Linked DNA regions of Homo sapiens: all the other regions are linked to region 2. Evidence: chromatin contacts called from ENCODE Hi-C or POLR2A ChIA-PET data. All regions are on one chromosome and are shown on one strand. The core of a region is the stretch at or near the end of the contact, and the rest is flanking DNA. Distances in the headings are between cores, read along the strand shown. Region 1 overlaps PELI1 (pellino E3 ubiquitin protein ligase 1). Region 2 holds the start of RAB1A (RAB1A, member RAS oncogene family). Region 3 overlaps PELI1 (pellino E3 ubiquitin protein ligase 1).

The links. A loop is a pair of places that touch in the nucleus more often than their neighbours do. ChIA-PET counts read pairs that join two places held with the same protein, here RNA polymerase II (POLR2A). Pooled maps may share reads with other maps.
Region 1: a pooled map shows a loop between it and region 2 (6-fold over the local background). The contact joins the enhancer-like site here to the promoter of RAB1A in region 2. A Hi-C loop is called at or near these places in 5 of 50 pooled maps. POLR2A ChIA-PET finds 5 or more read pairs at or near these places in 2 of 52 experiments (AG04450 and T-cell).
Region 3: a loop to region 2 is called in a map with no recorded cell type, with 5 times the contacts of the local background. The contact joins the enhancer-like site here to the promoter of RAB1A in region 2. A Hi-C loop is called at or near these places in 1 of 37 single-sample maps with no recorded cell type and 1 of 50 pooled maps. POLR2A ChIA-PET finds 5 or more read pairs at or near these places in 2 of 52 experiments (AG04450 and T-cell).

The regions. Positions count from the first base shown.
Region 1 is chr2:64,112,232-64,115,606 of GRCh38, reverse strand. The region is part of intron 1 of PELI1 (pellino E3 ubiquitin protein ligase 1); the gene reads left to right. Among named protein-coding and RNA genes, the nearest start is that of PELI1, 31 kb to the left of the region's middle. RefSeq lists an enhancer at 1,404-1,483. Within about 2 kb of position 1,371, at least 5 of the 41 ENCODE cell types and tissues checked have a DNase peak (open chromatin) inside an H3K27ac peak, as active enhancers do.
Region 2 is chr2:65,128,838-65,131,941 of GRCh38, reverse strand. It overlaps RAB1A (RAB1A, member RAS oncogene family), which reads left to right and starts at 1,836. Exons shown (of 6, transcript NM_004161.5): 1 at 1,836-2,049. The coding sequence starts at 2,027. RefSeq lists silencers at 1,338-1,687, 2,188-2,237 and enhancers at 1,540-2,053, 1,798-2,057, 2,054-2,568.
Region 3 is chr2:64,091,278-64,094,514 of GRCh38, reverse strand. PELI1 (pellino E3 ubiquitin protein ligase 1) reads left to right here. Exons shown (of 7, transcript NM_020651.4): 7 at 1-1,863. Among named protein-coding and RNA genes, the nearest start is that of PELI1, 52 kb to the left of the region's middle. Within about 2 kb of position 1,919, at least 3 of the 41 ENCODE cell types and tissues checked have a DNase peak (open chromatin) inside an H3K27ac peak, as active enhancers do.

The DNA.
Region 1 (3,375 bases), core at 122-2,621, 1.0 Mb after region 2:
GAGTTAACATGTGGATCTCAGTCCTAGCTCTGCCAGAGTTCTTTGGCCTTCAGTCACTGGGCTTTTCTGACCTACTCAGTTCCCTTATCTGGAAAATAGAGTTCAGACTTTCCTACCCAATTCACAGGGCTATTATGGGGGTCAAATAAAATAATCTTACGTGAAAGCATTTGGCTAATTACCATTCTATGCAAGTTCAAGATAGACCTTACCCCAAGGTTGATTCAAATTGACACCCTCTGTTGACCTAAAAGAATTCTCCCATGCTTGCCAAAACCTGCTTTTAATTTTTCTAAATATGGGCCCCTTAGTCCAGAAGATACTTATCTAGCCTCCAAAGATTTGCCTTTCTCTAAACAGCAGGCTACCCAGCAGTAGCCTTATAGCTACTTCTGTGGCCACTCCAGCTCTAGTCGCTTTCCTTCAACCATTTGAGAGAGGTAGCCACAATATTAAAATATTTTAAATGTACAGAAACATTAATCATTAATTGCCATCAAGGCAAGATTCTCATTCTCACTCTCAGCCCCTATCAATTCTAGTAAAATACTGAAACTACACCCGCCTTCAACTACACGGCCTTTACTAACACAAGTCTTAGTATAAATAACCTTTTATTATCAGTATCAGTATAATGTTAGTAAGCAAACATTAAGTACCTTACTGTGTGCCAAGAAGTATGCCAAAAAAAGGGGAAATTTCCATCCTAAGAACAATGTATGTTGTCTTCAAGATTAGAGCAGTGGTTCTCACAAGGTAGGGGAGTGAGTAGTGGGGAGATAGGAAGTTGAGGCATTTTTAAAGTCACAACTAGAATGTTCTACTGGCATCTAGGTAGAACAGAAAGGCCAGAGATACTGCTGAACCCCCTACAATGCACAGGCCAGTGCCCCACAATGTCAAAATGTCAGTAATGCCCAAGTTGAGAAGCCCCAGTTAAAGGAACAAATACTGTCCCTAGGAAAGATGTTAACTCCTTTTCCATCAGGATGAAATAAGTTATCCCTGTAGGTGATATACTATCAGCATGCTATTTGGCTTCTCTAAGAGAGGAGGGTGGGAATTTACACAGGTGGTGTCCTGTATCTTGGGAAGGGGAACATAGACTTCACTTCCTCCACTGCTGTGTTGAGAAGCTAAAAGACACTAGCAGAAAGTAGTAACCTCCAACTACTACTGCACACCATTATTTCTCCTTTTATGTAAAAATGCTATGTGTTACTCCTGCTGGTTGCAAAAGAATGAAGAAGGTGATTAAATTTTCACTCTTATCAAGAAACTGCTATGAATTAAACTCCAGTCATCAGCTGAATTGGTTTCATAAAATGGTTCCACCGCAAACATACTAAAGCAGTTCTTTCTGTTTGAGTCATCCTTTTGAAATCAGCCACAAGGAAACTCTAGTATAGATGGAAATCTGTTTTATCTGAGATAATATATGCAGTCCACATTGTTTTTCATCATAAAAAAATGTTATAACATTTTCATGTTTTAAAACATTTTCCTTTTTTTCTCAGTACCCCATTATGCCTACCCACTTGCCCACTAAAATAGAAGTGCTCAGAAGATATGTAAACAATCTGCATAAGATTTGTTTTGTCCCTTGCTTAGTATTTGTTTTGCTTTTTTTTTTAGGGCAGGAATTTTGTACTTGTGTTTAGTAGGTAGTAAGCAAAAGGCTGTGTGTGATGTAAATAATGAAAGAAAACATTTGTTAGGTTGAGAGACAAAGATTGATTTCTCAGTTTTTCTTCTTTAGGTGAAACTGACAGATATTATACAAAGTCTTTCCTTTGGGAAGACTTGATATGAAAATAATTGTATTTCACTGGCCCTTAAAAAGGAAATGATTAGAATGTTTAACAGTCAAATTAATAATACTATTCCTAATAAATACATATTTTATGAGTAACTTTTCATGTTCTCCCAGCCCACAAAGAAAATAACACTATTCCAGAATATGTTTATTTTAAAATTTTTTTTTAACTCTGGAAGTTTAGTTCCTGCTAATGAGAGCAACATGCTTTCGAGTATCAAGCAAAGTTTCAAAGTAATAGATAAAATAGAAGACAGTTTTATTAGGAAGATTTTCTTTAGCATTTCTTCTAGTCTTGAGTAGAATTAATGGTGCTATTTCATGTTCTTGGTGCTAGATAACATTGGGATAGGGCTGAATACATGAGGTCAAACTAACTTAATTGAAGACCAACAAATGAAGCCAGTAATCGAGACATTCGGATGTTTTTTATGTACATACTCATTTAAAGTTCTCAAGTACATGACTTCAGGAATTTTTTTTTTTTTTTCTTTTTTTTTGAGACAGAGTTTCTCTCCGTCACCCAGGCTGGAGGATCACAGCTCACTGTAGCCTCAAACTCCTGGGCACAAGTGATCCTCCCACCTCAGCTTTCTGAGTAGCTGGGGCTATAGGTGCATGCCATGACATTTGGCTAATGTTTTCTGTTTTTACTTTTTTTTTTTTAAATCTTTTGTAGAGACGGGAGTCTTACTATGTTGCGCAGGCTGGTCTCAAACTCCTGGCCTCAAGTGATCCTCTCACCTTGGCCTCCCAAAGTGCTGGGATTACGGGCATGAGCCACCATGCCCAGCCTAGGAATTCATTTTGAAGAATTCTTTTACTCAGATTTTAAAATATAGAGAGAATATATAAAGACAGTGAGTAGGAAAGCATTGTCTAGGTACTGGTCTTTGTTAAAGAGTATAAACCTTTGGGAAGATCATGAATCTTTCTTCAGAGAACACATAAAAAAAAAAGTTCCAGGAAGAATAGCTGTCACAGCATTTTATTTGCAGTTTAATAAGGCCAGTTGTATATTGATTGATTATATGCCATTTTTAAATTTTGAAAACTATCTTGGGTCATTTATGTATATAAATAACTGGTACTACAAAAGTGTTTTATTTTGGGTTTAGATTATCAAATACAGAAGTAGAAGCCAAGATTGAATGTGTTCCTGTGATTGAAACTTTGATGTCACTGATAAAATATCCCCAGATAAGGCCTTCTAAGAGATCTAAGCAGAGTAAGAATATGTCTGATTGGAAATATATTGTTTTTCTTGGCTAATTTGACCAAGGGCTCTAGAAATTATATGGAGGGTATATGCCAGCCGTACTCTTGTTTTTTAGTTTCTTGTCTAAGCAAAAAAATTGTTCTTTTGCTATAGACGCAATAGAACTAAATCTATAGTGTTATGCACGTTACTTGTAAATTCTTATGTCAGGACCAAATGGTCGCTTATATTTTTTCCAGCTCCCAAATTCCCTTTATTCCACTTTAGTCCCTTCATTTTCAGAGATGAGGAAACAGATTGCTTTGTTCAAAGACAGCTAGAACTAGAACACAGGCTAATA
Region 2 (3,104 bases), core at 587-3,086:
TCCCGGGTTCAAGCAATTTTCCTGCCTCAGCCTCCCGAGTAGCTGGGATTACAGGCACGCGCCACCATGCCTGGCTAATTTTTGTATTTTTAGTAGAGACAGTGTTTCACCATGTTGGCCAGGCTGGTCTTGAATTCCTGACCTCGTGATCTGTCCGTTTTGGCCTCTCAAATTCCTGAGATTACAGGCATGAGCCACCGAGCCTGGCCAGTTTTCTGAGTTTTTATTTGAAATCAAAATAAGCTTTTTTTTTTTTTAATGGGCTTTAGAGTCCAGGGTAACGAACACTTTTTGGTGCCTATTACTGAACCATTCAGGGTATTCCTGGGGTGGTGACCGTGTTCATTTCAGAAACCAACATGTTCATTTCAGAAACCAAACTCGGGTAACTTTTGATAAGTTCATCAACTAAGGCCCATGGCAGAATTTGAGGGCTAAGGGGTGTAATTAGTGTATGGGTAGAAATAAGTGCCTTCTTTCTATATTTTGGCGTTGTAGGAATTTAAAGTGATTCTGCAGTAAGTCTCAGGAGACAATTTTCTTAGTTCTTAGAAGTTGGAAGATAAACTTTGGACAATGTATTACACTATGCCCTTTGTAATTAAATAACTCAAGATAATGTGTTAAAGTTTAGCGGAGATTTAAATTCCTGAGCTGATTAAAGAGAGCTGTTAAGGCCATAGGTTTTTTAAAAATGAGTTAATATTACTCCCAGAAATTGTAGGCACTATATAGTGATGAATTGCCTATTTTTATTGCTTATTATTTTCCAGTCTTGCAGAATGGCTCAGGGTTAGTAGCAACTAAAAGATAATACATTACAATTCAACCTGAAGGCCGGGACGAAGGTAGGAATTGGATTTTAGGCTGGCTCTGGGCTGTGTCCCTCCCATCCATGGGATGTGGAGCCATTGAAGGTTGTGGGGTCACGATGCAGGTGCTGTCTCAGAAAGATACATCCGACTGTGTGTGCAAATGGGCTGGGGCGGAGAGGAGAGAGAGAGGTAGAGTCCATTTGGAGACTACTGCAATAGCCAGGCTGACGAGTTAAGAGCGGGGCACAGTAAGAATGGGAAGAAATCTAAGAAGAAAATGGTAGTGCGCGGGGCCAACAATGGACGATGACCGAACCCAGGTGGGGATGGGTGAGTGACGAGAAGAACCGCTCCGTGCCGTCCAGGGAGCCCCTTGACTTCCCTTCTGTTCTTAGAGCGGACGTCCTCCTACCAGCCCCCAACCAGCGCCACCAGGGTGGCGCAAGCCTCAAGCTGGTCAGGTCAGCAACAGCCGCAACGGAGGCAGGAGCCGACACGCTCGTACCCCGGCCCCCTCCCCGCCCCCGCACCCCCGGCAGTCCCTCCGGTTTGACCACTCCCCCCGGTCCCTTGCCTCCCCCGACCCCCAGCCTCCGTCGGCCGCCGGCACCACCCTCCGCCCCTCTCCGCCCCCTCCCCCGTGGGGCGCTGACTCGCCCGGCTGCCACGTCTCACTGATGACATCACTAGGGCAGCTCGGCCTTAGCCAATCCGCCAGGGGGAGTCCGAGCGAAGTCCTAGCCAGCGAGTCAGAGGGGAGGGGAGCAGGGAGGGGCCGAGGGTGGGGAGGTGAGGGAGTGGGGAATGGGGCGGGCGACAACCCTTCAGGTACGCATGCCCCAGAGGCGCGGCGCTTGGCGGGAAGCTGAGTCCTGGCCTTGCGTCGCACTGTCTGTCCTCAGCTCGCGTAGCCGCGCTCGCGACTCCCTTTCCCGGCATGCCAGGCGGTGCGGCCGCCCTCTGGGCCGTGTAAAGGCCCCTCGGTCTAAGGCTTCCCTATTTCCTGGTTCGCCGGCGGCCATTTTGGGTGGAAGCGATAGCTGAGTGGCGGCGGCTGCTGATTGTGTTCTAGGGGACGGAGTAGGGGAAGACGTTTGCTCTCCCGGAACAGCCTATCTCATTCCTTTCTTTCGATTACCCGTGGCGCGGAGAGTCAGGGCGGCGGCTGCGGCAGCAAGGGCGGCGGTGGCGGCGGCGGCAGCTGCAGTGACATGTCCAGCATGAATCCCGAATAGTGAGTTCAGGAGAGCACCGGTCGGCTGGGTCCGTGGGCCAGCTTGGGGGATCTTAAAGGGGTCGAGGAGGGTTGGGGCAGAAGTCGGGGCATCGGCTGGGGTGAGGCGAGGGTGATGGGTCAGGAGAGGCTGGCGGCCGGGAGTCGGGCCCCATTGTCTGACGCGGAGGGGCGGCCGCGCGGGGGAGGGGTCGGGCCGGAGGGGTGAGCCGCCCGGGCCTGGACCGGGTCAGGTTAGAGGGCCTGACTGCGGGGCGGGTGCTGAGGAAGCCTGCCGAGGGGCCTGGGGCGGTGTGAAGGGGTATCTTCTCTCGGAGGCAGTGACTTTTGAAGGAGGACTTGTCTCTAAGGGGAGGGGATGGGGTGGGAGAGCCCTTCTAGAGGGCACTGTCAGACCCTGCGCCCGCACTCTGCGGAGCTGTCAGGATCTTCGGGGTAGAAACCAGCTTTACTTGTAAATCCTGAGCTTGTTGGCTCTCTCTCCTTCCATCCTCCCCGCCAGGTTTCAGGTAATATGGATGCTTTTCGGGACTGCGTGGGATTGAGGGGAATGAGTAGATGGTGAGAAGCAACTGAACATTTATTAGTTCTCTTTTTGAGTTGTGTCTTGGAGGAGTTGTTTAAGAGCTCGCCGGGTCCATTGCCCTCCTATAAAAACCTGGGCATTTGTGAGAATTTTGTTTTTTTTTTTTTTAAAGAGGACACCTAAGTCATTTTGTCTTCTGTGGGTCAAGGGAAAAAAAAAAAACTAAAGCCAAGAAATGTCTTTTTGATACTCGCAGATTAAAGGAAGCTTGCTGTCAAGTTGAAAGAGAAACGAACGGGACCTATGATAGATCTGTATGTAGGTTTTGGATTACCTGCTTGGATGCTTGCAGATAGGGAATGAGGTTCCATGACGTGTCATGAAAAGTTAATGCATTTCTTTTTCTTGCTTACTCAAGAAGTCACCACAGCAGATGTGACACACCTGGCACCTTTCCTGGGAACTGGTGTTCACTTCCCTTGGGTAGAGTTTGTTGGGCTCTCCTCAATGGCCCTTTAAAAATTTCCTC
Region 3 (3,237 bases), core at 670-3,169, 1.0 Mb after region 2:
TTCTGAAAGTATCAGTCTTCTGAATTCTGAGTTTTGAAAATATATTTTGAGGAGAAAAAGACATAGTCTAATTTGATGCCTTCCTTTTAGTGTTTTTGAATCACCTATCCTCAGTGCTGAAATTGTTTTGTATAACTGAGGGTACTGTTGGTTCAAACTATGTTAGTTTACAGTTTGTTGCAAACATTGTAAAATACAGCGACATGTATATTAACTTTTTTCTATTTATCTTTATTATAGAAAATACCTTAGAATGTTCTTGATAGAGTAGCATGGTAACGATGGTGTCACACCCTTGGTGTGAATGGTAGCTTAGTGAGCAACCTAGCTCAAGGATTTGCAAAGTTAGGAAGAAGGACGAGAGAGCCTCTCTCCCCACCCCAATCTAAATATGGAATTTGGTAAATTAGAATACTTTGTAATTTGTAAGACCAAATTCATACTAATTACCCGCGTGAAAGGTGTTTGTTTTTAACAACATTGAAGATAATCAGGAAAGATTTTTTCTTAATGTTTCTCTCGAGCGTAGTACTATAACAAAAACTTAATGCTAAGAAACATTTTATATGCTCCTTTGGATATGCAATTTAATCTAGATTATCTATTTTTCTCCCATGATAACTAATCTGTTTTTAGTATCAGCAGCATTTGGCAAGTTTATTTTTTGGATATAAACTGTGGTTCATCTGTTCACTGTTTCTAGAAAAAAATCATTGCCATAAGAAAAAGTATAAATTAGCAAGAAAGGAGAGTGACTTGATTTGCTTTTGGAAAAAGAAATGCTTAATTAATTATTCTGTATTTGGCCTTATTCGGGCATTAGGAAATCTAGAGATCTAAAGGGTTGAATGACAATAGTGCCCCCGTTTTTAGCAGACCAGCCTTAACTCTGGGTTTGAATCCTAAGGAGATTGCCACAGTGAGACTTAAGGAAATGTTTGGTTGGCAGATGAGCACCAATGACTGCAGCGTGGAGTGACGCACTGCATGGTCTGTTTATTCTCTAATTCCAATATGTCTTTTGCTTCCAGAAGCAAGAAAAGTTTCTTCTCTCCCCTCCTTCCCACCCTTTTTTCAAAGGCACCACAAGTATAGACAGTTGCACTACATCAAATCTTTTTTTGACACTTGTAGAAACCAGTACACTTTTAGATTAGACAGTATCTTCTTTTAATATTTTGATTTGTTTTCCTTTAGTTTGAAAAGTTGTATAATACTTAACTGACTGTAGCAAAGTTTTATATGTGGTAGCATACCTTTAATTTATCCTATTACAAAACTGTTCTGAATTTTCTTTTGGTTTTTAAAAAACAAAACTTGTTGCTTAGAAGCCATGAATTATTTTATTTTACTTCAACTGTCGAAACTTCCTTGTTTTAAAAAATGATCATTTGGGTTCACTCAGGAAATGCATGTCAGGAAACTTGTATTATAAGTTTATTAGTTGTGATGTATCAGTAACTGCTGTTACCCCTTTTTCAAAGAAATGTAATTGATTTTGAAGTTTTCTAGATTGTCACATGCTTTGTGACTAATGCAAGAAAGCAAGTCCTGTGTTGTATTTGTTCTAGTCATTTTTATTCAGGCTATATATTGTAGCTTAATTTTTATTTGCAATTAATTTATTTAAACTAAGTAAATACTTTTCAAAATACATAATTGAATTCGTCTCTGTGAGTTCATTTTTGCATAATCGAGAATGAGAAACCAGAAGTGAAAACTGTGAACAACTCTATTCCACACTCCAAAAATACTCATTTGAAATAGATGAAGAGTTTGCATTTAATGTAACACTTTAAAGTATCTGGTTCTTTTTTAAAAGCATCTCTTACTAATAAAGGAACTTTGTTAGTGGTTGAATAATTGAGGCCTTTTCTAAGTTAAGCCTTGCTAGGGAGTTGGCACCTGTAAGTTGCATGTTAGACTATTTAAATAGTGGCTTCGTAACCATAAAAGTTGCACGTCCTTCCCAAAGTTGCCTGCATTTTCTTCTAACAGGTAAAAACAATCTCTTCTAACAGGGAAAAACCTGGCTCATTTTCTATCAAATTCAAGTTTTAAAAATTCAGGCAATTTAAATGATCAGTTGGGTGTTTGCTGTTCAAGCAGAACTGTTATTTTGTCATGGCCTAATAGAACACTTTTACTTAGTTGTATTAAGGGAATGTCAGTATTCTGGCCAAGGAGGAGAAAAAGTTGTATTTAGGTCTTCTAAATGCATTCTCAAGAAAGATAATCTTTATGGCTTAACTCTTTTATCAAAGTAATCTTTATATTTAAATGCTACTTAATTTGTTCAAGGAATTAAATTTCCCTTTATCTAAAATGTTAGGGTAATGAAGCAAGACATGAAGGGAAGCCATTCAGACATCAGAGTTCTTTTACTAGGTTATCCTCTTGCAACCTTCTTTGCTTACTTCCCTCATGTAAAAGTCTTCTAGTACATGTAAAGCAGGGTAGGAATAAATAATAATGTAAGTATGTAATTACTTCTTCTTTTTTTTTTTTTTTTTGAGACGGAGTCTCACTCTGTCGCCAGGCTGGAGTGCAGTGGCGTGATCTCGGCTCACTGCAAGCTCCACCTTCCGGGTTCACGCCATTCTCCTGCCTCAGCCTCCCAAGTAGCTGGGATAACAAGCGCCCGCCACCATGCCCAGCTAGTTTTTGTATTTTTAGTAGAGACAGGGTTTCACCATGTTGGTCAGGATGCTCTCGATCTCCTGACCTTGTGATCCGCCCACTTTGGCCTCCCAAAGTGCTAGGATTAATTACTTCTAACATTTGAGTGTCCCACTTCACTCTTCCCGTCTGACCCAGACTGAGGGCACTGGTGAAAGTCCACTTATTATGTCTCTAAGGTTATAAGCTCAACATAACTCTAACACTTTGGCCCTTCGTTGCAATGGATCATCTTGTGCTACCACTTCTTTTTTTGTTTAAGACAGGGTCTTGCTCTGTTGCCGAGGCTGGACTGCAGTGGTGCAATCACAGCTCACCACAGCCTCAACCTCCCAGGCTCAAGCAATTCTTCCACCTCTACCTCCTGAGTAGCTGGGACTACAGATACACACCACCATTCCTGGCTAATTTTTTTCATTTTCAGTAGAGACGCCGTCTGACTAGATTTCCCAGGCTGGTCTCAAACTCCTGCTCTTAAGCAATCCTCCTGCCTCAGCCTCCCAAAGTGCTTGGATTACAGGTGTTGAGCCACCACACCCTGCTGTGCTACCACACTTT